2 separate regions of the Homo sapiens genome follow, and region 2 is linked to region 1. The links are chromatin loops, found by intact Hi-C in ENCODE. Cell type or tissue: CD4-positive, alpha-beta T cell. All regions are shown on one strand. Each heading gives the region's core, and the rest is flanking DNA. Links, peaks and the distances in the headings are about the cores only.

Evidence for each region. A loop is a pair of places that touch in the nucleus more often than their neighbours do. Peaks named below come from ENCODE experiments on the same cell type or tissue, not always from the same donor. Only the 100,000 strongest peaks of a DNase experiment are listed, where the experiment ranks them.
Region 2: a loop joins it to region 1, with 5 times the contacts of the local background. A loop is called at or near these places in 2 of 110 quality-filtered maps.

The regions. Positions count from the first base shown.
Region 1 is chr19:17,989,379-17,999,884 of GRCh38, forward strand. KCNN1 (potassium calcium-activated channel subfamily N member 1) reads left to right here. Exons shown (of 10, transcript NM_001386974.1): 7 at 338-465; 8 at 3,676-3,684; 9 at 4,112-4,181; 10 at 8,774-10,506. The coding sequence ends at 9,028. Among named protein-coding and RNA genes, the nearest start is that of ARRDC2, 14 kb to the right of the region's middle. RefSeq lists silencers at 1,942-2,236, 7,524-7,773 and an enhancer at 7,408-7,909. In CD4-positive, alpha-beta T cell, for the core only: CTCF peaks have their summits at 7,652 (motif pointing left), 7,855 and 9,110 (motif pointing left); DNase peaks (open chromatin) are centred at 7,623, 9,113 and 10,423; H3K27ac peaks cover 396 bases.
Region 2 is chr19:17,694,461-17,710,784 of GRCh38, forward strand. No RefSeq gene overlaps it. Among named protein-coding and RNA genes, the nearest start is that of UNC13A, 14 kb to the left of the region's middle. RefSeq lists a silencer at 6,899-7,126. In CD4-positive, alpha-beta T cell, for the core only: CTCF peaks have their summits at 9,603 (motif pointing right) and 9,802; a DNase peak (open chromatin) is centred at 9,551; H3K27me3 peaks cover 230 bases.

The DNA of each region.
Region 1 (10,506 bases), core at 5,507-10,506:
ACCTGAGAGGTGGAGGTCGCAGTGAGGCAAGATCATGCCACTGCATTCCAGTCTGGGCCACAGAGCCTCAAAAAACAAACAAACAAACAAACAAACAAAAAACATTAAAAACATTTGCATGGTGCATAGAAGGGGCCTGGCCCATCATGAGTGATGTGTGTTAGGTATACACACACTGCACAGATGTTGTTGTACAAGCATGGCCCTGCCTTATAGCCCAGGGACCCTGAGAGGCATTTCCAGAAGTTTCTAGAGGTTTCTGGAAGATTCTAGACATTTCTGGAGCCTTTTGGAATTTCGCGCCAACCCTGAGGAATTGTTCTTTTTCTGGCCCCAGGTAAAAAACGCCGCTGCTAACGTTCTCAGGGAGACGTGGCTCATCTACAAACATACCAGGCTGGTGAAGAAGCCAGACCAAGCCCGGGTTCGGAAACACCAGCGTAAGTTCCTCCAAGCCATCCATCAGTAAGTCCAGCACCTTTCCAGCTCACGTTTCTGTGTCCACATGGCGCGGAGGCAGCCCTCGCAGCTCTGTGTGGCCTCTTCACGGCTCCCTGCCAGGGACGGGTGGTCAGTTGGTTGGGGCCTGCATCTTCTGAGCTGGGTGGATGGGAGGATCTTCAGAGGGAGGCAGATGATGGGGTCTGCTAAATCATGGACACGACTCAGTAAGTGGCAGGATGTATATTTTATTCTCTGGAATAACCAGGATAATTCTTACCCTTTAGACTTTGAAGCGATTTCCTCTTTTTGCTTTGTCTGCCAGGAGGCTCATAGTTAAATCCATGGTCTGATCCATGGGATCATGTAGGATAACTAGAAATGAATTGGGCCAGGTGCGGTGGCTCATGCCTGTAATCCCAGCACTTTGGGAGGCAGGAAGATCGCTTGAGTCCAGGAGTTCAACACCATCCGTGGCAATACAGGGAGACCCCATCTCTACAAAAACTAAGAACTTAACTGGGTGTGGTGGTGTGCCTCTGTGGTCCCAGATACTCGGGAGGCTGAGGTGGAAGGATCACTTGAGTCTGCAGGGTCAAGGCTGCAGTGAGCCATGATTGCGCCACTGCACTCAGCTGGGTTACAAAGTGAGACCTTGTCTCAAAAAAAAAAAAAGAAAGAAAAGAAAAAGAAAAAAAAGGCCGGGCGCGGTGGCTCACGCCTGTAATCCCAGCACTTTGGGAGGCCGAGGTGGGTGGATCACGAGGTCAGGAGATCAAGACCATCCTGGCTAACACAGTGAAACCTCGTCTCTACTAAAAATACAAAAAATTAGCCGGGCGTGGTGGCGGACGCCTGTAGTCCCAGCTACTCGGGAGGCTGAGGCAGGAGAATGGCATGAACCCAGGAGGCGGAGCTCGCAGTAAGCTGAGATTGCGCCGCTGCACTCCAGCCTGGGCGACAGAGTGAGACTCTGTCTCAAAAAAAAAAAAAAAGAAAGAAAAAGAAAAAAAAGAAGAAAGAAATTGCTTGATTCCCTATGTTGTTTCTTTGCCCTGAGAACTATTTAATAAAGTAGCTCTAAATCCTTGGCTGCTCATTGAAGTCACCAGGGGGCTTTTTAAAAATCCCAAGAGCCACATCCAACATCAGTTACTTAGTAGAGTCTGGGTTGCAGTCTGGGTTTACATTTAAATTCCTCAAATGACTGCTTGGTTGGGCATGGTGGCTCACACTTATAATCCCTGCACTTTGGGAGGCCAAGGAGGGAAGACTGATTGAGGCCAAGATTTGGAAACCAGCCTGGGAAACATAGTGAGACCCCACTCTATGTAAAAATTAAAAAATAAAGCGAGGCGTGGTGACTCACACCTCGTAATCCCAGCACTTTGGGAGGCTGAGCCAGGAGGATCGCTTGAGGCCAGGAGTTTGCAACCAGCCTGGGCAACAAAGTGAGACCCCGTCTCTACAAAAATAAAAAAATTAGCCCAGTGTGGTGGCATGTGTCTATGGTCCCAGCTACCCAGGAGGTTGAGGTGGGAGGATAACTTGAGCCCAGAAGGTCAAGGTTGCAGCGAGCTGTGATTGCGCCACTGCACTCCAGCCTGGGCCACAGAGCAAGGCCTTGCCTTAAAAAACTATATATGGCTGGGTGCAGTGGCTCACGCCTGTAATCCCAGCACTTTGAGAGGCCGAGGCAGGTGGATCCCCTGATGTCAGCCTGGCCAACATGGCGAAACCTTGTCTCTACTAAAAATATAAAAATTAGCCGGGCATGGTGGCACGTGCCTGTAGGTTGTACTGAGCTGAGATCGCACCACTGCACTCCAGCCTGGGCGACAGAGTAAGACTCAGTCTCAAAAAATCAAAAATAAAATATATTAAAATAAGTAAATAAATAAAATTTCCTCAGTTGAGTCCAATATGCAGCCAGTCAGCAAACTTTTTCTGTAAAGGGCCAGATGGTAAATCTTTCAGGTTTTATGGGCCAGACCGTTTCTGTCCCACTCTTCAACTCTCTGCTGCTGAGGCAGGGAAGCAGTGAGGATAACCTGGTGTGGCCATGTTCCAAAGAAACCTTATTTTCCAAGACAGGCGGCCGGCTAGATTTGACCCACAGGCCATAATATGCTGACGACAATGCTGTCCACTAGAATATCACGTGAGCAACATATATAATTTTAAATTTGCTAACAGCCACATTAGAAAAAAGTACAAAAGGCTGGGCGCGGTGGCTCACACTTGTAATCCCAGCACTTTGGGAGGCCGAGATGGGTGGATCATTTGAGGTCAGGAGTTCAAGACCAGCCTGACCAACATGGTGAAACCCCATCTCTACTAAAAATACAAAAAAATTAGCTGAGCGTGGTGGCACATGCCTGTAGTCCCAGCTACTCGGAAGGCTGAGGCAGGAGAATCACGTGAACCTGGGAAGCTGAAGTTGCAATGAGCCAAGATCACTTTGAGACAGTCCCCTGGACTGGCTTAGGTACAGAAGGGAGTGCCAGCAGGTGCAGTGGCTCATGCCTGTAATCCTTTTGGAGGCTGAGACGGGCGGATCACATGAGGTCAGGAGTTCGAGACCAGCCTGACCAACATGGTGAAACCCCATCTCTACTAAAAATACAAAAATTAAACCAGGTGTGCTGGTGAGCGCTTGTAATTCCAGCTACTCAGAAGGCTGAGCCAGGAGAATCGCTTGAACCGGGGAAGTGGAGGTTGCAGTGAGCTGAGACCATGCCACTGCACTCCCGCCTGGGTGACAGAGTGAGACTCCGTCTCAAAAAAAACAAAGGGATGGTCAAAAGGGGCGAGGGCATACACTAACCAACTCCCCCTGCGGCCAGCTGTCCAGAGACCAGGGTCACCAGTGCCAACACCAACACCAAGTAGCAAGTGTGGGTTCAAATCCTGCCGGGGTGCGGATGGGCAGTGGCTTTACCCCTCTGAGCCTCAGTTTCCCCCTCAGGAGATGGTGTCGGCATAGTTTTCTGAATGAAACACCGCCTCCGGTGGTGGTGAGAGGACAGGTGTGCCCCTGAGGGGCTGGCACAGAACCCTCAGAGGCTGGGCACCTCCCCAGAGCAACGGCAGCCCCTCGGCCATCTGGGAACCCCGCGCGGGGCCCTAGGGTGGCATCCCCGGGAGGTGGGCAGGGTTGGGTACATGCCGAACAACTGTGCTGAGGTTAAAATTGCCTTGTGATTTTTCTCCTGCTCTGCCCGGTCCTGCCAGGGCTCAGAAGTAAGTGTTCTCCCAGGGGCTTGGTGGGGCTGGGAAATCGGGGGTGCATGGTGGTCACAGACAGGGGGTACACCCGGGGCATGCCAACCCCAGCCTCAGAGGCGGGCAGGGTTCACATCTGCCCCATGGATCCGTGCAGGCTTCACCTTGGTCTGGGATCCAACTTCCTGGGGCAGTCCTGAGTTGGGCCGGAGACAGGACCAGCCAATGGGTGGTGTGGGCGGTGGCCAGGCTGACTTCTGGCCCTGGCGCACCGGCTGTGTACTGGGAGGGAATAGACTACAGGGAATCGGCCTCCCAACTCCCACCTCATCCTCTGATGCATGTCCCATAGGTGACCCCGGGTGGGTGCATGAAAGTCCCTGCCCCCACTGCAGCCTCCACGGGAACCTGCCTAACCCCCTCCCCCAACCCCGTGTCCCCACAGGCTCCGGAGTGTGAAGATCGAGCAAGGGAAGCTGAACGACCAGGCTAACACGCTTACCGACCTAGCCAAGGTGAGTGGGTTGGGGCAGGGTGGGCCAGACAGGGCAGGTGGGGCCCCGGAGCAGATGGGATGGGGCTCAGCTCCTGCCGGAGGAGGGCACAAGGACCCGCTGTGGGCTGAGTGCAGTGGCGGGCGGATCGCTTGAGCTCAGGAGTTTGAGACCAGCCTGGGCAACATGGTGAAATCCCGTCTCTACAAAAAAAATACAACAATTAGCCAGGCGTGGTGGCGGGCGCCTTTAATCCCAGCTACTTGGGGGCTGAGGGAGGAGAATCGCTTGAACTTGGGGGGTTGAGGCTGCAGTGAGCCGAGATGGCACCACTGCAGTCCAGCCTGGGTGACAGAGTGACACCCTGTCTCAAAAAAATGATAATAATTTTAAAAATAATTTAAAAATTTAAAAAGAGTACACAATTAGGGGGCTAAATGGGTGAAGAGGTATTTCTAGATTTAGGCATACCACCTCAATTCAAGATCTGAAATGGAAGAGAAAAAATTCCTTTGCTATGGGTATAAATTCAAATGATAGCCTTGGGAGAAAGCTTTGTATAATTTGTATAGCAATTAAACATCTGTCAGGAAATTTAAATTGATTGCAAGAGAAATTGGGGCCAGCTGGGTTCAATGGGTCATGCCTATAATCCCTGTACTTTGGGAGGCTGAGGCAGGCAGATCACTTGAGCCCAAGAGGTTGAGACCAGCCTGGGCAGCACAGAGAGACCCCATCTGTACAAAAAGAATAAAAAAATTAACCAGGCATGGTGGTGAGTGCCTGTAGTCCCAGCTATTAGGGAGGCTGAGGCGGGAGAATCACTTGAGCCCAGGAGGTCAAGGCTGCTGTGAGGTATGATCACTCTGCTGCACTCTAGCCTGGGCAACAGAGCGAGACCCTGTCTCAAAAAAAAAAAAAAAGCAAGAAAGAAATCAGTTTGTGTTATACATGGATCTGTGTGTTGATTCGAATATCAAGTCATCTCCCACTTTTTTTTTTAGCTTTATTTATTTATTTTTTGAGACAGAGTCTTGCTCTGTCACCCAGGCTGGAGTGCAGTGGCGTGATCTCAGCTCACTGCAACTTCCGCCTCCCGGGTTCAAGCAATTCTCGTGCTTCAGCCTCCAGAGTAGCTGGGATTACAGGCATGCACCAGCATGCCCGGCTAATTTTTGTACTTTTAGTAGAGACGGGGTTTCGCCATGTTGGCCAGCCTGGTCTCGAACTCCTGACCTTAAGTGATCCACCCCCCTCAGCCTCCCAAAGTGTTGGGATTACAGGCGTGGGCCACCGTGCCCAGCCCATTTCCCACTTTTTGAATTCTTCCACTGGAAGATGTGTCACTGGACCAGTTGCAATTAATCAAGTGCTTGAGATCTTTGCAACACTGATTTGAATTCCCTTCTGACCAATGACATAGTTTCAGAAAATAGCTTTTGCTCAGTGGCTACATCCCCTGATCTATCAGTCAGCTTGAGGCTAATTTCATGTTATCTTTAGAAAATGTTAAGTCCCATTCTATTTTATTTCTTGTCCCCAGTGCATTTTGGACTCACTTCCTCCATCACTAGGAAGAGAATGCAATCTAGCTTAATATTAACCTACAAGAAATTTAATTTGGAAGGGAATCTTCTTTTTTTTTTTTTTCTGAGACAGGGTCTTGCTCTGTGGTACAGGCTGGAGTGCAGTGGCAAAATCATGGCTCACCGCAGCCTCAACCTCCCCAGGCTCAAGCAATCCCCCCAACTCATCCTCTTGAGTAGCTGGGACTACAGGCGCACACCACCAGGTCCTGCTAATTTTTGTATTTTTTGTAGAGATGGGGTTTCACCATGTTGCCCAGGCTGGTCTCAAACTCCTGAGCTCAAGTGATCCTCCCGCCTTGGCCTCCCAAAGTGCTGGGATTACAGGCGTGAGCCACCGCACCCAGAAAAGAATCTTACAGAGAGAAAAACATATTCTAGACCCCTGAAGATATACAGTTAACTCTCGAACATGGGGGTTATGGGGTGCTGACCCCTTAAAAGTCAAATATTCCCATATAACTTCTTTTTTTCTTTTTGAGACAGAGTCTCACTCTGTTGCCCAGGCTGGAGTGCAGAGGTGCGATCTCAGCTCACTGCAGCCTCCATCTCCTAGGTTTAAGGTATTCTCCTGCCTCAGCCTCCTGAGTAGCTAGGATTACAGGTGTATGCCGCCACGCCTAGCTACTTTTTGTATTTTTAGTAGAGATGGGGTTTCACCATGTTGGCCAGGCTGGTCTCGAACTCCTGACTTCAAGTAATCCACCTGCCTTGGCCTCCCAAAGTGCTGGGATTACAGGCATAAGCCACTGTGCCCGGCCTCATATAAGTTTTGACGCCCCCTCACCCCAAATTTAACTACTGATAGCCTACCATTGACCAAAAGCCTTACTGATAAACAGTTGATTCACATATATTTTGTGTATATATACTGTATTCTTACAGTAAGGTATGGTAGAGAAAGGAAAATATTAAGAAAATCAGGCCAGATGCAGTGGCTCATGCCTGTAATCCTAGCACTTTGGGAAGTTGAGGAGGGGGGATCACTTGAGCTCAGGAATTCAAGACCAGCCTGGGCAACATGGCAAAACTCCATTGCTACAAAAAAAAAAAAAAAAAAATAGAAAAATTAGCAGGAGGCTGAGGTGGGAGGATCACTTGAGCCTGGGAGGTAAAAGCTGCAGTCAGCTGTGACTGTACCACTGCACTCCAGTCTGGGAGACAGAGCAAGACTCTGTCTCTAAAAAATAAAATTTTAAGCCTGGGTGTAGTGGCTCATCCCTGTAATCCCAGCACCTTGGGAGGCAAAGGTGGGCGGATCACCTGAGGCCAGGAGTTCAAGACCAGCCTGGCCAACATGGTGAAACTTTGTCTCCACTAAAAATACAAAAATTAGCCGGGTGTGGTAGCGGGCACCTGTAATCTCAGCTACTTGGGAGGCTGAGGCAGGAGAGTCGCTTGAACCCAGGAGGTGGAGGTTGCAGTGAGCCGAGATCATGCCTCTGCACTCCAGCCTAGACAACAAGAGCGAGACTTCGTCTCAAAAATAAAAATAAAAATAAAAATTTTAAACCTCAGAAAAGACTAAAAAGAACCACCTGAAGGCTGGACACTGCTCTGGCCTCCAGATGTCACCCTCTGGCTCTAGGGACTGTGGTGCCTGAGAGAGGCCAGGGTAAGGTCAGTGGTGCTAGGAGGGGAGGCCCCCACAAGGTGTTTGCACTCGGAGTGGGGTCTGCCTTGCACTGATGGAGGGAAAAGGGTAGGGGGCACAGTGGAGGAAGCTGGGAGGAAGAGGCTGGGTGTGAGAGGACAGAGGAGCTGGGGTGGGCACCTCGTCCTGTCCTGTCTTCCTTCCACCACTGCCTCCATCCTCCCACGGAGGCCGCCGCGGGGTGGCAAACCGGTGTCCTGACCCAGCTGCGCTCAGAGCCGTGGAGTGATGTTCTAGTGCCACCTGGTGGCCAGAGTGGTGTCTGCACCCAGGACTGTCCCTGCCTGGCCGGCCTCCCCTGCCCATAGGGGGACAGTGCCAGAACCGGGCAGTTGAGGTGGTAGGGATGCCCCACTGGCTGCTGTAACAGTAATTGTGGCTGTCGTGTTCCCAGTCTGTGATTGCGTCAGATTCTCAGGGCAGTCACCTTCGTCATTAGACCCCTGTCCCCTCCCCAGCCTAATGGGAGGGGTGGCAGTTCACGACTGAACAGGGTCCCCCCTCCTCTTCTTCCTAGGCAGCCATGTCCCCACGCTCCTGCTGTTCCCCAGCCTGGAGCAACGTCAGCCCCAAACATCCCCCAGGTCTGTGGGTACCACTTGAGCACTGCCTGTGGCTATGTGTGCCCTGTGGCCACTAGACCCCCAGGGCAGCTCTGGGCATGTCCCCCCACCCCAGAACCTCACTAGGCCTTTCCCAGGCCTGCCAGCCCTGAGCTTGGCTTGCTTGCTTTCTTTTTCTTGAGACGGATTTTCCCTCTTGTCACTCAGGCGCACTGAAACCTCCACCTCCTGGGTTCAAGTGATTCTCCTGCCTCATCCCCCCCGAGTAGCGGGGATTACAGGTGCCCGCTACCACATCCGGCTAATTTTTGTATTTTTAGTGGAGACAAAGTTTCACCATGTTGGCCAGGCTGGTCTCAAACTCCTGACCTCAGGCGATTCGCCTGCCTCGGCCTCCCAAAGTGCTGGGATTACAGGCGTGAGCCACCACAACCAGCTGAGCTTGGCATTTAAGACCTGTCTTTTAGGCTGGGCGCCTCCCGGAAAGAGGAGGTTGTAATGAGCCGAGATTGGGCCACTGCACTCCAGCATAGGTGACGGAGGGAGTCTCTGTCTCAAAGAAAAAAAAAAAAAAGAGAGAAAGAAAAGACCAGTCTCTCCCCTCATCCACTCTCCAATCCTTCCCTGGGCCCAGCAAGGGACCTCTGGGGCTGGGGGTATCCTCCCAGCCACCCCTCACACGGGCCCCATTAGTGGCTGGCACCCACCTGGAGCGTGTGGGCTGTCCCTCTCTGTCATTGGTGTCGTGGTATCGTCCTTTCCTCTCTCACTCAGCGGCGCCTCTCTCCTGCCCCTCTCTGTCTCCCGCAGACCCAGACCGTCATGTACGACCTTGTATCGGAGCTGCACGCTCAGCACGAGGAGCTGGAGGCCCGCCTGGCCACCCTGGAAAGCCGCTTGGATGCGCTGGGTGCCTCTCTACAGGCCCTGCCTGGCCTCATCGCCCAAGCCATACGCCCACCCCCGCCTCCCCTGCCTCCCAGGCCCGGCCCCGGCCCCCAAGACCAGGCAGCCCGGAGCTCCCCCTGCCGGTGGACGCCCGTGGCCCCCTCGGACTGCGGGTGACGGCCCTGCCCGCCACCAGACCCCTAAATCTTGGCCATCGTGTGGCCGCCACCTCCGGGAAGCCTTGTACAGTGGCGCCTCTTGGAGTTCAAGAAGCCAACGCTGAGTCAGGCTGAGTGGACTGAGGCCTGCCCCGCCCAGACTGCCCAGGCAGAGGGCAGGGCTGGACCATGGGTGAGGGCAGGGGAGCCCGGAGCTTCCTCTGGTCACCTGGTCCCCCGACTCTCCCCAGGCCCCCGGTGGGCATGGAGCAGCCCGGGGAGGGGTCCGTGCTGGTTCTGAATAAAGCAGGACCCGCCTAGTGGCTGCCTGTGTGCATGGCTGGAAGGCACTGGTGATGTCCCAGGAGGTAGACCTCCAGCCCTGGGTACCAAGATGAATGTGGGAATCAGAAAAACCTGTTCCCATCACCGGCCTAGCCTAGAATCCTAGCCTAGAAGCCCTCTCTCCCTCTGGGCTGGAGCTCAGTGAGGGACAACTCTCTAGGGACACCTGTACCAGCCCCACCTGGCGCTGAGATCCCTCAGACAGCATGGCCCAGCCCTGGCCAGAAGCATCGCTCCCCTTCAACCAACCGCGTTGATGGACACCCACTGTGTGCCAGGCCCCAGCGGGGCCCATGGGGGAGGTGACCTGGGTGAGGAAGGTCATTTGGGTTTTTGTGAGATTTGTATTGAGCACCTGCTGTCTACAGAGAATGTGATGATGTCAATTACCACACTGATTCCTCATCAGAACTTGACCATGGTGGGATGGGGGGGAAACTGAGGCCCAGAGAGGTGAATCTACCTACCTGGGACCACACTGCGAGGAAGGATGGTGCATTCAAACTGGAAATCCCCTAGGCCAAAGTAAAGAACCGGACTGGCTGGGCACAGTGGCTCACACCTGTAATCCCAGCACTTTGGGAGGGTAAAGCGGGCGGATCACCTGAGGTCAGGAGTTCAAGACCAGCCTGGGCAACATGGTGAAACCCTGTCTCTACTAAAAATATAAAAATTAGCTGGGTGTGGTGGTGCACGCCTGTAATCCCAGCTACTTGGGAGGCTGAGGCAGGATAATCGCTTGAACCCAGGAGGTGGAGGTTGCAGTGAGAAAAAACCTGGACTTGGTGGAAGGGACTCCATGGAGGAGCCATGGGGACGTCAGGAGGAGGGGTTATTTGGTGACATCCAGGGGTCAGAGAGACCCTTCAGGGGTGGGCTACAGGGGAGGGTTCCAGACACAAGTAGAATCAGAAAGGTCCCTGGAGGCCATGGGCTTGGGTGCTGGGAGCAACAGGCATTTACTTGGCAGATGCTGAGCCCTGGGTGGGGCGAGGAGGCCTGGCTCCTGGGGAGACGACGCTGTGCATAGCCGAGGAGCCCCAGGTCCTGGCAGCCTCTGATAAGGCCATCCATCGCCTGGCTCAACGAGATAACTAGGCCGTGGCTGGTGCATGAATGACCAGCTTGGGCCCACGCACGAGAAGGGTATGA
Region 2 (16,324 bases), core at 6,717-11,716, 290 kb before region 1:
CAGTTCCAGAACATTTTCATTACCCTGAAATAAAACCCCATCCCGATTAGCAATCACTCCCTTTCCCCCACGCCCAGCCCCAGGCTACCATTAACCTGCTTCTCATCTCTGTGGATTTAAGTTATTCAACTTGCTCAGTCTTTTGCAGTGTAGGACACCATGTCTAACTCATAGCATACTTGCTTGTTTAAGAAATCCTTTCCCGGGTGGGTGCATTGGCTTACACCTATAATCCCAGCACTCTGGGAGGCCAAGGCGGGAGGATCACTTGAACCCAGAAGTTCAAGACCAGCCCAGGCGACATAGGGAGACCCCGGCTCTACAAAACATACAAAAATTCGCCAGGAGAGGTGGTGCACACCTGTAGTCCCAGCTACCTGAGAGGCTGAGGTGGGAGGATCACCGGAGCCTGGGAGGTCGAGACTGCAGTCTGCAATGAGCTGTGATTGTGCCACTGCACTCAAGCCTGGGTGATAGAGTGAGACCCCGTTTAAAAAAAAAAAAAAAAGGAAAGAAAGAAAGAAAAAGAGGCCGGGTGCGGTGGCTCACGCCTGTAATCCCAGCACTTTGGGAGGCCGAGGCGGGTGGCTCACGAGGTCAGGAGAACAAGACAATCCTGGCTAACACGGTGAAACCCGTCTCTACTAAAAATACAAAAAATTAGCCGGGCGTGGTGGCAGGCACCTGTAGTCCAAGCTACTTGGGAGGCTGAGGCAGGAGAATGGCATGAACACGGGAGGCAGAGCTTGCAGTGAGTGGAGATCATGCTACTGCACTCCAGCCTGGGTGACAGAGCGAGACTCCATCTCAAATTAAAAAAAAAAAAAAAGAGAGAGAGAGAGAAAGAAAGAGAAAAAGAAAAGAATAGAAGAGAAGGAAGGGAGGGAGGGAGGAAGGAAGGAAGGGAAAGAAAGAGAGAGAGGGAGAGAGGGAAAGAGAGAGAGACAGAAAGAGAGACAGAAAGAGAAAAAAGAGAAAGAAAGAGAAAGAAAGAAAAGAAGGAAAGAGAGAAAGGAAAGGAAAGAAACAAAGAAAAAGGAGGGAGGGAGGGAAGGAAGGGAGGGAGGGAGGAAGGAAGGAAGGAAGGGGAAAGAAAGGAAAGAAATCATTTTCTGCCCCAGCGTCATAAAGATCTTCCCATACGTATTCTACATTTTTTGAGTCTTGTCATTTGCAGTCATGTCTTGACTTCTCTTGGAACTGATTTCTGAGTGTGGAGTAAGATAAAGTCCAATCGCATATTTTGTCCATGGGGATGATCTATTGTCCCAATACCCTGTAATGAAACTCACAAAGCAAGTTTTCATGCATGTGTGGATTTAACAGCAAGCATAGACCAACCAGAAGTCAAGCAGTGCTGCTGGATGTCTGCCCACCTGGAAGTCTGGTCTAGGATCTCTCTTCTGTCCCAGAGGCTGATCTATTCCTGGTAGAAGCTTTGTGCTAATCGTTTACATCTGCCAACACCAGTCACTCATCTTGCTCTGCTTCACAAGCATCTGACTTATTCTTTGCTTTCTTCTCAGCTTTTTGGGTTGCATGGAGAAACTCAGTTGGGACTTAGATTGGAATTGCATTGAATCTATAAACCAAATCAGGAGAATGAGCATCTTTTGTGATTGAATCTTTCAAAGTGAACATACAGTGAATAATTCCATTTATCTATCTTTCAGCAAAGCTTATAACTTTGGGATTTTTTTCTAGATGCTTTGAGTATTTGGTGCTGTGGATAAGTGGCCTATTTATTTGGGGGACAGGGTCTGACTCTGTCACCCTTTCTGGAGTGCAGTGGTGCAATCATACCTCATTATAGCCCCAACCTCCCTGGCTCAAGTGATCCTCTTGCCTCAGCCACCCCAGTAGCTGGGACTACAGGTTTATGTCACCATTCTTGACTAATTTTTTATTTTTTGTAGATACGGGGTCTCCCTATGTTGCCCAGGCTGGTCTTGAACCCCTGGGCTCAAGCGATCCTCTTGCCTCATCTCCCAAAGTGCTGGGATTACAGTCGTAAGCCACTGTGACCAGCATCTATCAAGCTTTCTCAACTTTTTGTAAACCCAATAATTAGATGTGCACATTCTTTGGGAGTTTATTGCGTATGAGGATGTTATCTGCAAATAAAGACACTCTTTTTTTTTTCTTTTTCCTTTTTTTTTTTTTTTTTGAGGCAGGGTCTCGCTCTGTCACCCAGGCTGGAGTACAGTGGTGCGATCTTGGCTCACTGCAACCTCTGCCTCCTGGGTTCAAGCAATTCTTGTGTCTCAGCCTCCCACATAGCTGGGATTACCCTCCCCAGGCTCAGGTGATCCTCCCACCTTAGCCTCCTGAGTAGCCAGGACTACAGGTACACACCACCATGCCCAGCTAATTTTTTTTTTTTGAGATGGATTCTCACTCTGTCCCCCAGGCTGGAGTGCAGTGGCGCAATCTCGGCTCATTGCAACCTCCACCTCCCTGGTTCAAGCAATTCCCCTGCCTCAGCCTCCCGAGTAGCCGGGATTAGAGAAGGGACAAGAGTGAGTCCAGGTCAGGCAAGCCACCACGCCCAGCTATTTTTTGTATTTTTAGTAGAGATGGGGTTTCGTCACATTGGCCAGGCTGGTCTCGAACTCCTGGCCTCAAGGTCTCGAACGCCTTGGCCTCCCAAAGTGCTGAGATTACAGGCGTGAGCCACCGTGCCAGGCCTAAAGACACCCTTAATTCCTCCTTTCCACTCCTCAGAACTTTCATTTCTTGTTTTCTTTAGTAAAATGCGCAGCACCATGTTAACAGGCATTCCTGCCTTGTTCCAATTCTGAAAGAGAATGTTTCAACGTTCATCATTGATCATTTGGATCCAATTAATTTTTAAGCCCTGGTGCCTCATTTCATTCCCACCAACAGCATAGCTCGGCTGATTCGAAAGGTATTGATTTGAGCTGTCTCCTCCTCCCTCCAATTAATTATGCCATGCTGCTTCTGTCTTCTCTTGCCCTCTCTTCTCTGTGGCCCCCTCTTTTTTTTTTTAGACACAGTTTTCCTCTTGTCATCCAGGCTGGAGTGCAGTGGCATCATCTCAGCCTGCAACCTCCGCCTCCCAGGTTCAAGCGATTTTCCTGCCTTAGCCTCCCAAGTAGCTGGGATTACAGGCATGAGCCACCACACCTGGCTAATTTTGTATTTTTAGTAGAGACGGGGTTTCACCATCTTGGCCAGGCTGGTCTCGAACTCCTGACCTTACGTGATCCACCTGCCTTGGCCTCCCAAAGTGCTGAGATTACAGGCGTGAGCCTCCACACCCGGCCGGCCCCCTCTTTTATTTATTTATTTATTTACTTATTTTTGAGACAGTCTTTGTCACCCAGACTGAAGTGCAGTGACAAGATCTCGGCTCACTGCAACCTCCATGTGGCCCCCTCTTAACTTCATTCCCCTCCAGGTGCATCTGCATTTGGAGCCTTTGCAAACCCTGTGTGACTCTCTGTGTCTTTCCATCTCTCTTCTCTTGGCTTCCAATTTCATGCTTTCTCTCCACCACCCTAGGAAACCCACAAAGAAAAATAATGGAAAGAGAAGTGATGGGAGATAATGTACAGGCTGGTGAAAAGTACAACCCCCCCACCTGCAGAGTGAGGCTACCACTGCCAGCAAATGCAGACACATCATTCCTGCCTTGCTGAGCTCCAGGGCTTCCCCAGGGACCCTGCTCTTATCAAAACCTGCCCACCCCCGGTGCCAAAAGCAGCGATGAAAACATCTGGGCTTTAGATGAGAAGAGTTTCACGGCACAGCATCTGTCCAGCTCAGCTTTTGAATGGAGAATGAATGGTAAGAGCTTTTTTTCTTCTTTTTGTGAGATGGTGTCTCACTCTGTCGCCCAGGCTGGAGTGCAGCGGCACAATCACGGCTCACTGCAGCCTCGACCTCCCCAGGCTCAGGTGATCCTCCCACCTTAGCCTCCTGAGTAGCCAGGACTGCAGGTACACACCACCATGCCCAGCTAAGTTTTTTTTTTTTTTTTTGAAATGGAGTCTCTGTCGCCCGGGCTGGAATGCAATGGCGCAATCTCGGCTCATTGCAACCTCCACCTCTCTGGTTCAAGCAATTCCCCTGCCTCAGCCTCCCGAGTAGCTGGGATTACAGGCGCACGCCACCACACCCAGCTAATTTTTTTTGCATTTTTAGTAGAGAAGGGGTTTCACCATGTTGGCCAGGCTGGTCTCAAAGTCCTGACCTCAGGCAATGTGCCCCCTTCGGCCTCCCAAAGTGCTGGGATTACAGGCATGAGCCACCGCGCCCGGCCCCAGCTAATTTTTTGTACTTTTGTAGAGATGAGGTTTCATCGGGTTTCCCAGTCTGCTCTTGAACTCCTGGGCTCCAGCAATCCTCCCACCTTGGCCTCCCAAAGTGCTGGGATTACAGGCATAAGGTACCCGCACCCGGCTGGGCAGAGCTTTTTCTAGCAGCCCCAATCCAAGGCAAACTTGCTTGGTCTTCAGATAAATTCCCAGTCCTTACGGGGTGCATTTGATGTTCCTGGCACTGTGCAAAGCTCCATGGAGTAGACGGATACCGATGAGACGTCAATTTGTTCAGCCAGCGTTTGCTGGTGCCATCTGGATGCTGGGAACTAAGCTTGTCACCAGGTTCTGCCAGGCGACATTGTCCCTAGCATGGGAAGTGGGAATGAACAAGCAGGCAGAGGAAGTCAAGGACGATTATGAGGCGATGGGAAGGGTCTGGTGACAGAGAGGGATGGAAGGGGTGGGGGAATCTGCTTCCCGGAGGAGGCAACACGAGAGCCAAGATGTAAAAGAGGTGGAGCCAGGCAGGGAGAGAGATGAGGGACAGGCATTCACAGGACAGGTGCAAAGGCCCTGAGGTGAGGCTGTGCCTGGTGTGTTGGAGAAGCCGAGAAGGCTTGTGTGAATGAGTGAGGGGGAGAGAGGAAAAGAGAGAAAGGGGACCGGACATGGTGACTCACCCCTGTAATCCCAGCACTTTGGGAGGCCAAGGCGGGCAGATAACCTGAGGTCAGGAGTTCGAGAGCAGCCTGCCCAACATGGTGAAACCCCGTCTCCACTAAAAAATTACAAAAATTAGACAGGGGTGGTGGTGCACGCCTGTAGTCCCAGGTACTCCAGAAGCTGAGGCAGGAGAATCACTTGAGCCTGGGAGGCAGAAGTTGCAGTGAACAGAGATTGTGCCACTGCACTCCAGCCTGGGCAAAACAGCGAGACTCTGTTTCAAAAAAAAAAAAAAGAAGAAGAAGAAGAAGAAGAAGAATAGAGAGAAAGGGAACTGCGGGGGAAGGTCATTCAGGGCCTCAGGGCAGGGGATGGAGAAGGCTCTGGAATTTACTCTGAGATGGACAGACAGAGAGATGGAGAGAGAGTGACTGAGAAGGAAGAAGAGATGGGGGTTCAGCTCTGCAAGACAGGGCTGAGACTCCAGCCCAAGCCTAAGTGGCCACTGAGGTCTTGTTCTAACCCGTGTCTCCCCACCCCCAGACCTCTCTCTGATGCCCCCAACTGCACTGGCAGGGAGTGACCACCTTGAACGGAAAACGGAATCAGAACACTGTGGGCACTCCATAAACATGAGTGAGTCAGTACGTGGTGGAGGGAGTGAGGGAGGGATGGAGTCGGGGGCGGGGAGGGGGGCAGGTCAGCAGGGATACAGACTATGCCAGGCCTCCTGATCACAGGAAAGAGTGTGGGCTATACTATGAGGGTAATAGGGAGCCACGGGAGGGCTTTGAGCAGAGGAAGGGCGTGATCTGCTTTATGATTTTTTTTTTTTTGAGATGGAGTCTCGCTCTGTCGCCCAGGCTGGAGTGCAGTGGCGCGATCTCGGCTCACTGCAAGCTCTGCCTCCCGGGTTCACGCCATTCTCCTGCCTTAGCCTCCCAAGTAGCTGGGACTATAGGTGCCCACCACCACGCCCAGCTAAATTTTTTTGTATTTTTAGTAGAGACGGGGTTTCATATGTTAGCTAGGATGGTCTCGATCTCCTGACCTCGTGATCTGCCCATCTTGGCCTCTCAAAGTGCTGGGATTACAGGCGTGAGCCACCGCTCCCGGCCTGCTTTATGATTTTAAGAATCCATCTGGGGCTCCCTAGGGGAGCAAGGATGGCTGGGGGCAGGAGTGTAGGTGGCAGGGAGCCAGGACAGCATCCACACAAGATACAGCAGGCCCCTTAGGAGCTCAGGGAGGCTCAGTTTCATTCTGGAGCCGGAGACTGCAGGACCTGCTGATGCACTGAACATGCAGGGTAAGGAAAGAGAAGGGACAAGAATGAGTCCAGGTCAGGTGCAGTGGCTTATGTCTGTAATCCCAGCACTTTGGGAGGCCGAGGCGGGAGGATTCCTTGAGGGAGACCAGGATTTTGAGATCAGCCTGGGCAACAGAGTGAGACCCCATCTCTACAAAAATTTTTAAATGAGCTGGGCATGGTGGTGTGTGCCTGTAGTCCCAGCTACTCAGGAGGCTGCAGTGGGAGGACTGCCTGAGCCAAGGAGATGGAGGCTGCAGTGAGCTATGACTGCACTACTGCACTCCAGCCTGGGTCTAGGTGACAGAGTGAGACTCTGTCTCTTTTTTAGTTTGTTTGTTTTGTTTTGTTTGTTTGAGACAGAGTCTCCCTCTGTTGCCCAGGCTGGAGTGCAGTGGCACAATCTCGGCTCACTGCAACCTCCGCCTCCTAGGTTCAAGCGATTCTTGTACCTCAGCCTCCTGAGTAGCTGGGATTACAGGCACCCGCCACCACGCCCCACTAGTTTTTTGTATTTTTAGTAGAGACAGGTTTTCACCATGTTGGCCAGGCTGGTTTTGAACTCTTGACCTCAAGTGATCTGCCTGCCTCAGCCTCCCAAGGTGCTAGGATTACAGGCATGAGCTACCACGCTCGGCTGACCCTGTCTCTTAAAAAAATAAAATAAAGAGGGCCGGGCGCGGTGGCTCACGCTTGTAATCCCAGCACTTTGGGAGGCCGAGGCAGGTGGATCACGAGGTCAGGAGATCGAGACCATCCTGGCTAACACAGTGAAACCCCGTCTCTACTAAAAATACAAACAATTAGCCAGGCATGGTGGCGGGCGCCTGTAGTCCCAGCTACTCACGAGGCTGAGGTGGGAAAATGGCATGAGCCTGGGAGGTGGAGCTTGCAGTGAGCCGAGATGGCGCCACTGCACTCCAGCCTGGGCAACAGAGCAAGACTCCATCTCAAAAAAAATAAAATAAAATAAAATAAAGAGCGTATCCAGGAATCAGGACCCAGGCTACTGTGTGATAGTGGAGGCACCAACAGGATGGAGAAGGGGCAGATCTCAGGGCGAGTAACTATTCTAAGAGCCAGGTTTTGGCCTTGTGAGTGTGAAATGCCTGCAAGGCACTCAGTGGAAATATCCAATGCCATTGGATACTGAGGCCTGGAGCTCTGGGGAGATGCAGGCTGGAGACACCAATGGGATAGTCGACAACACGCAATGAGGTGTGGCTATTTGGGGCAAGGGCATAGATACAAGGTCAAGGGACACCCTGCTCTTCCAGGACTATCAAAGCCAAGACATCACACCCAGGGGTCCACCCTTTACAACTCTGTCCATGCCCAACGCCAGTCCCTGTTATCAGGTCAGCAGGAATGCTACCTGCAGGGAACATGGAATTCAGTGTCCTTGGGCTTACCATAGGTGCTCCTCTTCTTCTCTCAAGTGCCTATTTATTTATTTATTTATTTATTTATTTATTTATTATTTGAGATGGAGTATCACTCTGTCACTAGGCTGGAGTGCAGTGGCGCAATCTTGGCTCACTGCAACCTCTGCCTCCTGGGTTCAAGCAATTCCCCTGCCTCAGCCTCCCGAGTAGCTGGGACTACCATGCCCAGCTAATTTTTTTTTTTTTTTTTTTGTATTTTAGTAGAGATGGGGTTTCACCGTGTTGGCTAGGATGGTCTCAATCTCCTGACCTCGTGATCCACCCGCCTCGGCCTCCCAAAGTGCTGGGATTACAGTCAAGTGCTCATTTATAGATGGGGAGACTGAGTTCCTGAGAGTTTGGGGCAGCAGGCAGCGGGGCGGGGGAGGGGGACAAGGCTGGGACGTGAAGTGGGTCTGGAGTAACTCTCAGAATAGGCCGTTTCTGCAATGCAGACGTCTGTGTAATCGTTCATTCATTCAATGAACGTAGTTTGGATCCACACCCTTGCCCATCTCGCGCTGATCTGAAAGGGGACGTTTCTGTTAGGTGTGGTGGCTCACGCCTGTAATCCCAGCACTTTGGGAGGCCAAGGTGGACGGATCACCTGAGGTCAGGAGCTGCAGACCAGTCTGGTCAACATGGTGAAACCCCGTCTCTACTAAAAATACAAAAAAAAATTAGCTAGGCGTGGTGGCGCCTGCCTGTAGTCAGTCCCAGCTACTTGGGAGGCTGAAGCAGGAGAATCACTTGAACCTCAAAGGCAGAGGCTGCAGTGAGCCGAGATCACGCCACTGCACTTCAGCCTGGGTGCAACAGAGTGAGACCCCATCTCAAAATAATAATAATGATGATGATAATAATCATAATGATGAAAGGGGCATTTCAACGTTCACCATTGAGCACTCGGATCCAATTAATTTTTAAGCTCTGGTGCCCCATTTTCTTCCAGCCAACAGCTCAGCTAATTCCAAAGCTATTGATTTGAGCCTTCTCATCCCTCCACTTAATTATGCCGGTGCTGTCTGTATCTTCTCTTGCCCTTTTTTCTCTGCGGCTCCTTCTTTGCCAAGGTCAAGGGTCCAGCGAGCAAGGAGGATCTCGCTCAGCACAGGGAATTGGAGGAAGGACATTCCTGGCCGAGGGCAGGGTGTGTGCAAAGGCTCTGAGATTGGACCTCTTATTGAACTTAATTGTAGCTGTCAGGCTGCCTGGGGCAGAGAAATCGATGAGGGCAAACTTGGCTTATCGCCTATAAAATGAGGATAAAAAATAATGGTTTCTGCCAGGTGCGGTGGCTCAAGTCTGTAATCCCAGCACTTTGGGAGGCCAAGGCGGGCAGATCACCTGAGGTCAGGAGTTCAAAACCAGCCTGGCCAACATGGTGAAACCCTATCTCTACTAAAAGTTTAAAAATCAGCTGGGCGTGGTGGCGGGCGCCTGTAATCCCAGCTACTCGGGAGGCTGAGGCAGGGGAATCGCTTGAACCCAGGAGCCAGAGGCTGCAGTGAGCCGAGATCGCGCCACTGTACTCCAGCCTGGGCAACAGAGTGAGGCTCTGTCTCAAAAACAACAACAATAACAACGACAACAGATAATAATAATAATAATTAATAATAATGGTTTCCCAGAGAATTAAATGGGACAAAGGCAACATCAATCTTTTGAAAGTTCCAGGCCCTGCCCTGCAGGGATGTAGGGTGGAAATAACACTAGGCTGCAAAATGACTGGATGGGCCTGGAGTGGTTGGATGGGATTGGATGGATCATAAACAAAAGTGATTGGATTGGTCAAGAGGAGGAGACGGAGGCAGGAAATAAAGGCAGACAAAGGAACGTAATAGGTTCAGACCCAATGGAGGCGAGGTTCCGGACTCAGAGAGGGGGCCTCAGCCCAAAGTTCCCAGAGTGGCCAGCTGGGGGCAGCATAAGCCATTAGGCCATCCCAGGGCTGGGAGCAGAGGGGAACCAGGGACCCTCTGTGACCCTCTGACGGAGGTTAACTTATTTGACATGTGCCTGCAGTGTGCCAGACATGGAACAGAACTCTACAAGCACTCATTTAATCCCCATAATAGAGTTTGCAGATGGGGAAACTGAGAACAACAACGTTAAGTTGCTCACCCAACGTCACACATCAGGGGAGTGGCAGAGCTTGGATTTGAATTTAGGAAGCCCAGCTGAGGCCCTTAACCTCTGCACTCTACTGGCTCTCCTTCCCCTAAATCTCCTAAAATGACAGTTTAAAACTTTTTTTAAGGTGGCGCCGGGTGGGGGGTGGGGGGCGGGTGTGGGTAGGGCACGGGCATGGTGGCTCATGCCTGTAATCCCAGCACTTTGGAAGGCCAAGGCGGGCAGATCACTTGAGGTCAGGAGTTCGAGCCCAACATGGCCAACATGGTGAAACCCCGTCTCTACTAAAACTACAAAAATTAGCCGGGTGTGGTGGCGCCTGTAGTCCCAGCTACTCGGGAATCTGAGGCAGGAGAATCACTTGAACCTGGGAGACGGAGGTTGCAGTGAGCCGAGATCACGCCACTGCTCTCCAGCCTGGGGGACAGAGCGAGACTCCGTCCCCCACCAGAAAAAGTCAGGCCAGACGTGGTAGCTCACACTTGTAATCCTAGCACTTTGGGATGCGGAAAGATTGCTTGGGCTCAGGAGTTCAAGACCAGCCTGGGCAACAATAGTGAGACCTCATCTCTACTTTATTTATTTTATTTATTTATTTATTTTCTGAGTCAGAGTCTCGCTCTGTCACCCAGGCTGGAGTGCAATGGCACAACCTTTGGCTCACTGCAACCTCTGCCTCCCAGGTTCAAGTAATTCTCCTGCCTCAGCCTCCCGAGTAGCTGGGATTAAGGCGCCTGCCACTACGCCCAGCTAATTTTTGTATTTTTGGTAGAAATGGGGTTTCACCATATTGGCCAGGCTGGTCTCGAACTCCTGACTTCGTGATCTGCCTGCCTCGGCCTCCCAAAGTGCCGGGATTACAAGCGTGAGCCACCACGCCAGGCCCTCTACTTTAAATATGTATATATTTTTTAAGTCAAAAAAAGCAAGGGCTCCCTCTCAACACTCTTTCTGTGTATCTCACTTATATGTCAACTCTGGAAGTGGGTACCATCATTTCCATTTTACAGATGAGGAAACTGAGGCACAAAGGAGTGAGCTGAGGGCCAGGTGGTGTTATGTCCAATGTAAGTATCCTAAGAGCATGTGAAATGAATTTTTGGTTGGGCCTGGCTTGGAAAGGGGCCAGCACGAACCTTGTCTTCTGCAGCCTCCAGTACCTCCGCTGTCGCCACTGGATCCAGCCATGTCCCTAGACCCGCCCTAGCTCAGGGCTACACCCGGACTCACTCTGATCCTCCAAGTCCTGTTTCCCCACTCTAGACTGGCTGGAGACCTCGTGGACTCACAACCAACCTAAGAGGTTGAAGTAGGGAGGGGAGAGAACACTCACCGTGGGGCCTCTCTTTCCTTTGACCCGTGAGAAAACCATAGACCAGGGATGCCAAGGCATTTGCCCAAACCACCCAGGTAGTAGGAGACATTGCTGGACCCCAACTCAGGGGTTTGACTTCTCATATCTATAGGACCACCATAAGGGGACTGTCAGGCAGGCCTATCTCAGACCCTTGGTGCCCGCAGCTGAAAAGCACTCTGGGGCCCTATGAAAATGCTTTACCGGGCCCGGTGGCTCACGCCTGTAATCCCAGCACTTTGGGAGGCTGAGGTAGGCAGCTCACCTGAGGTTAGGAATTTGAAACCAGCCTGGCCACCATGGCAAAACTCCATCTCTACTGAAAATACAAAAATTAGCTGGGCGTGGTGACATGTACCTGCAATCCCAGCTACTCTGGAGGCTGAGGCAGGAGAATCGCTAGAACCTGGGAGGCGGAGGTTGCAGTGAGCCGAGATGACGCCACTGCACTCCAGCCTAGGGGATAGAGCGAGACTCTGTTTCCAAAAAAAGAAAGAAAAAAAGAAAAAGAGAAAGAAAGAAAGAAAACGCTTGAGACCCAGAGGCCTGTTCACTTTGGCTCCAAAATGCAAAAAGAGAACTGCAAAGTCCAAATGAATCGATGTTTAATTACATTCAGACACAGGATGTCACCTTTATTTGGGTTAAATTCAATGCATCTAGAAACAGCCCCGGGGTTGGTTCACTATCCCTAGGAAGACCTCAGGCAGATTGCTACCAGCTGCCAGAGAGCTACTTGTAGCCAGTAGATTTCCAAAATAAAATGATAAATTACAAGAATTAAGTAATACCAGGTGAGCGCTTAGCATATGCAGGGTTACACCCTCGGGCTGTTTTAACTCTTTTAATCCCCACAGCGACCCTACCAGTTCAATTGATGGCGAAACCAAGGCCCAGGGAGGTCGCACCTCTGGGGAGAGACAGAGCTGAGATTTGAACCCCACCAAGCTTGGTGTCTGTGCCCTTGACTCCTCAACCTCACGTTTTACAATAGGGTCATTAGTAGAAAGGGAGGTGCGGGGACGTTGGTGACCGTTAGACTTGCTGCGGGTCTGGATGTCGACACATGGTGCTGCTTGGGGGCCCAGACGTGAGCAGGAATTGGAAACTGGGTCTGGACCCAGGTTGGTCACCTCCGCCGGGGTAACAACACTGCGCGCCACTTTGGTAGGTCGCATCCAGCTCGGGATCTGGACCACGTGGCTGGGATGCAGCACAGCCCCTGACCACGCCCCTGTGACTGCCGCTGCCTGGACCACGGCTGGCGACCAATGAGAAGGCGCACATCAAAAGCTCCGCCTACAAGGCCGTTCTTGCTTGCTGATTGGCCATTTCAGCTTCCCATCACCTCTCCCATCCTCTGGCCTACAGCCTCCCTGGAATTTTTCCCACACATCTCCCCCGCAGGCCTTTGCACACGCTGTTCCCACAGCCAGAGATACCTTTTCCCCTCTTCTCCGGGATAAACTGCTTTATCCCCCCTTCTCTGCTAAGATGGCCCCTCCTCCAGGAAGCCTTCCCTGACTCCCAAAAGTGAGTGGAGGAGGTCAGCTGCTCTCATCACATTAGTTTTCTTATTTGCCTCCCAAGCAGGCTATAAGCTTCTTAGAAGCCAGGACTGGGTCTCAGATAGCTTTGTCTCTCCATTGCCTCACATAGTAGGTACTCAAGAAACGTATGTCAAATGGAATAATTAATGAATTAATCTGGTCTCAAAGATTGAGGAGCACTGAGCTAGCAGTTAGGAGCTAGGAAATCCTGAAGGCAGGGCTGGGACACCCGCTGCTGGCTTGGCACAGAGTCTAACACACAGTGAGTGCTCAATACATGTGTGTGGAATAGAGGAGGGAAGGGACATGTACATCATCCCTGAGGACGGCCCACAGTATGTGCTTGATGTTGGCTCACTGCACCATTTCATAGTCCCCCACAGCCCCAGGGACCTAAGTCAGTCTTATCACAGTTCCAGCCTGTCCAGTTGGCCACCTCTTTCCCCATTTGCCCCCCATAGCCAGCCCTGAGGATGGTGGCGGGAACATGGTTTCACTCTGTCGCCCAGAGTGGAGTGCAGTGCTGTGATCTCGGGTCACTGCAACCTCCACCTCCGGGGTTCAAGCAATTCTCATGCCTCAGCCTCCCAAGTAGTTGAGACTACAGGTGCGCACCACCACACCTGGCTGATTTTTGTATTTTTAGTAGAGACAGCGTTTCTCATGGTGGCCAGATTGGTCTCGAACTCCTGACCTCAAGTGATCTGCCTGCCTCAACCTCCCAAAGTGCTGGGATTACAGGAGTGAGCCACCACACCCAGCCCAAGCCATATATTTCAAAACAAAAATATTCAGCCGGGCCCGGTGGCTCACACCTGTAGCCCTGGCACTTTAGGAGGCTGAGGCAGTGGATCACAAGGTCAGGGGTTTGAGACCAGCCTGGCCAACATAGTGAAACTCCATCTCTACTAAAAATACAAAAAATCAGCTGAGTGTGGTGGTGGGCTCCTGTAATCCCAGCTATTTGAGAGGCTGAGGCAGGAGAATTGCTTGAACCTGGGAGGCAGAGGTTGCAGTGAGCCGAGATCATGCCACTGCACTCCAGCCCGGGTGACAGTGCGAGACTCCATCTCAAAGAAAAATTATATTTATATATATAATATATATAATATACAATATATAGTATATATACTATATTATATATTATATATAGTATATACGATATAGTATATATACTATATATATCATATATACTATATATAGTATATATACTATATATATCATATATACTATATATAGTATATATACTATATACTATATACACTACAGTATATATTTTATATACTATATATACTATAGTATATATTTTATATAGTATATATACTATAGTATATATTTTATATACTATATATACTATAGTATATATTTTATACAGTATATAAAATATATACTATATAAATTATATATACTATATATTGTATATATTATATATACAATATATAATATACGTATATATAATATATAGTATATAGTATATATAATATATAAATATATAATATATAGTATATAGTATATATAATATATAAATATATAATATATAGTATATAGTATATAAATATATAATATATAGTGTATATATAATATATAAAATATATACTATATAATATATATTATATAACATATAAAATATATACTATATAATATATATTATATAACATATAATACATATTACATATATAACATATAATATATTACATTATGTATAAATATATAATATATATTCACCATCAACTTCCACTCTGTGAGAATCAATTGCAACCACACTCTCTTCTCCCAAGAGACCCCCTGTGGTCCCCTTCAGAGCCCCCAGTTCCTCTACCCAGGGCACCTCCTGCTTTCACCCCTTCTTCCAGCCCATTCATGATCACCTGGAGAGTCTGTATCTGGTTCTGTCTCCCTGAGCCTGGAGGATCCTTGAGGCCAGGCTGGAGTGAGAGTAGCACAGAGGGTTTGGCTGGTGGTAGTGGGGAGGGGGATTGTTGAGTAAATGAATGCATCATCTGACTGGCAAACTCCCACACACTCCTCGAAACCCCAGTTGCAAAGTCTCGTTTTTCAGGATAAGTTCCCTGTCTCCCCAGACATAGTCCCCACTTTCCCAGCTCCTGGCTTCACCCTCTATCCCAGCCCTGACATCACAGAGATGGGGGACATCTGTGTCCAGCTGATCTTCCTCCAGACAGATGTCTCCTTGGGCACCAGGACTGAGACCGCTTGGGTATGCCAGCATCACCCAGCACAGGAAAGTTGTCAGGGAGTGTTTATTGAATGAATGAATGAATGGATGGATCTCTTGCAGGGCCTACAGTCAGTTCCCCTGGGTTCACATCCCAGTCATTGCACAGGTCACTGAATCTGTCCCTTGATGTCTCTGACCCTCACTTTCCAGGCAACTACATGTGTTTACTCGAAGCCCATGCCCCAGGTGGTTGTGAAGATAAACTAACACACAAATCTTGTGACTAAAGGGACGTCAGGCTCCCTGGCATCCCAGAGCAGGAGTGAATTTCACCCAGAACCAGCAGCTCTGTCCTCCCCCTGCCACCCCACAGGTGAATCGCCCCACCACTAGCATCAGCACCCAGAACAGGAATGTTGTCAACACAAGTGCTTAGTGAATGCTGATACATAGGGTTGGCCTGAGGACGAGGCAAGGAGACAAGAAAGGTGGCTATTAAAAATCTAACAACCTGAGCTTGGTACAGTGGCTCATGCCTGTAATCCTAGTGCTTTGGGAGGCCAAGGTGGGAGGATTGCTTGAGCCCAGGAGTTTCAGACCAACCTGGGCAACATAGTGAGACCCTGTCTCTACCAAAAAAAGAAAATTTTTTTTTTCAAATTAGCTGGGCACGTTGCCATGCACCTGTAGTCCCAGCTATTCAGGAGGCAGAGGCAGGAGGATCACTTGAACCCAGGAGATCAAGGATGCAGTGAGCCATGATCATGCTCCTGGACTCCAGCCTGGGCAAGAGTGAGGCCTTGCCTCTTATAAAAATAAAAAAAACGTGTCTGGGTGTGGTGGCTCACACCTGTAATCCCAGTGCTTTGGGAGGCCGAGGTGGGCCAATCACATGAGGTCAGGAGTTCGAGACCAGCCTGGCCAACATGGTAAACCCCATCTCTACTTATAATACAAAAATTCACTGGGCATGGTGGTGGGCACCTGTAATCTCAGTTACTCGGGAGGCTGAGGTGGGAGAATCGCTTGAACCTGGGATGTGGAGATTGTAGTGAGCCGAGATCATGCCACCGCACTCCAGCCTGAGCAACAGGGTGAGACTCCGTCTCAAAAAAAAAAAAAAAAAAATCTAGACCCGGTGTAGTGGCTTACACCTGTAATCCTAGCCCTTTGGGAAGCCGAGGCAGGTGAATCGCTTGAGCTCAGGAGTTCAAGATGAGCCTAGGCAACATGGCGAAACTCCCTCTCTACTAAAAATATGAAAATTAGCCAGGTGTGGTGGCGTGCACCTATAGTTCCAGCTACTTGAGAGGCTGAAGTGAGAGGATTGCTTGAACCTGGAGGAAGAGGCTGCAGTGACCTGAGATGATGCCACTGCACTCCAGCCTGGGTGACAAAGTGAGACCCTGTCTAAAAGAAAAAAACA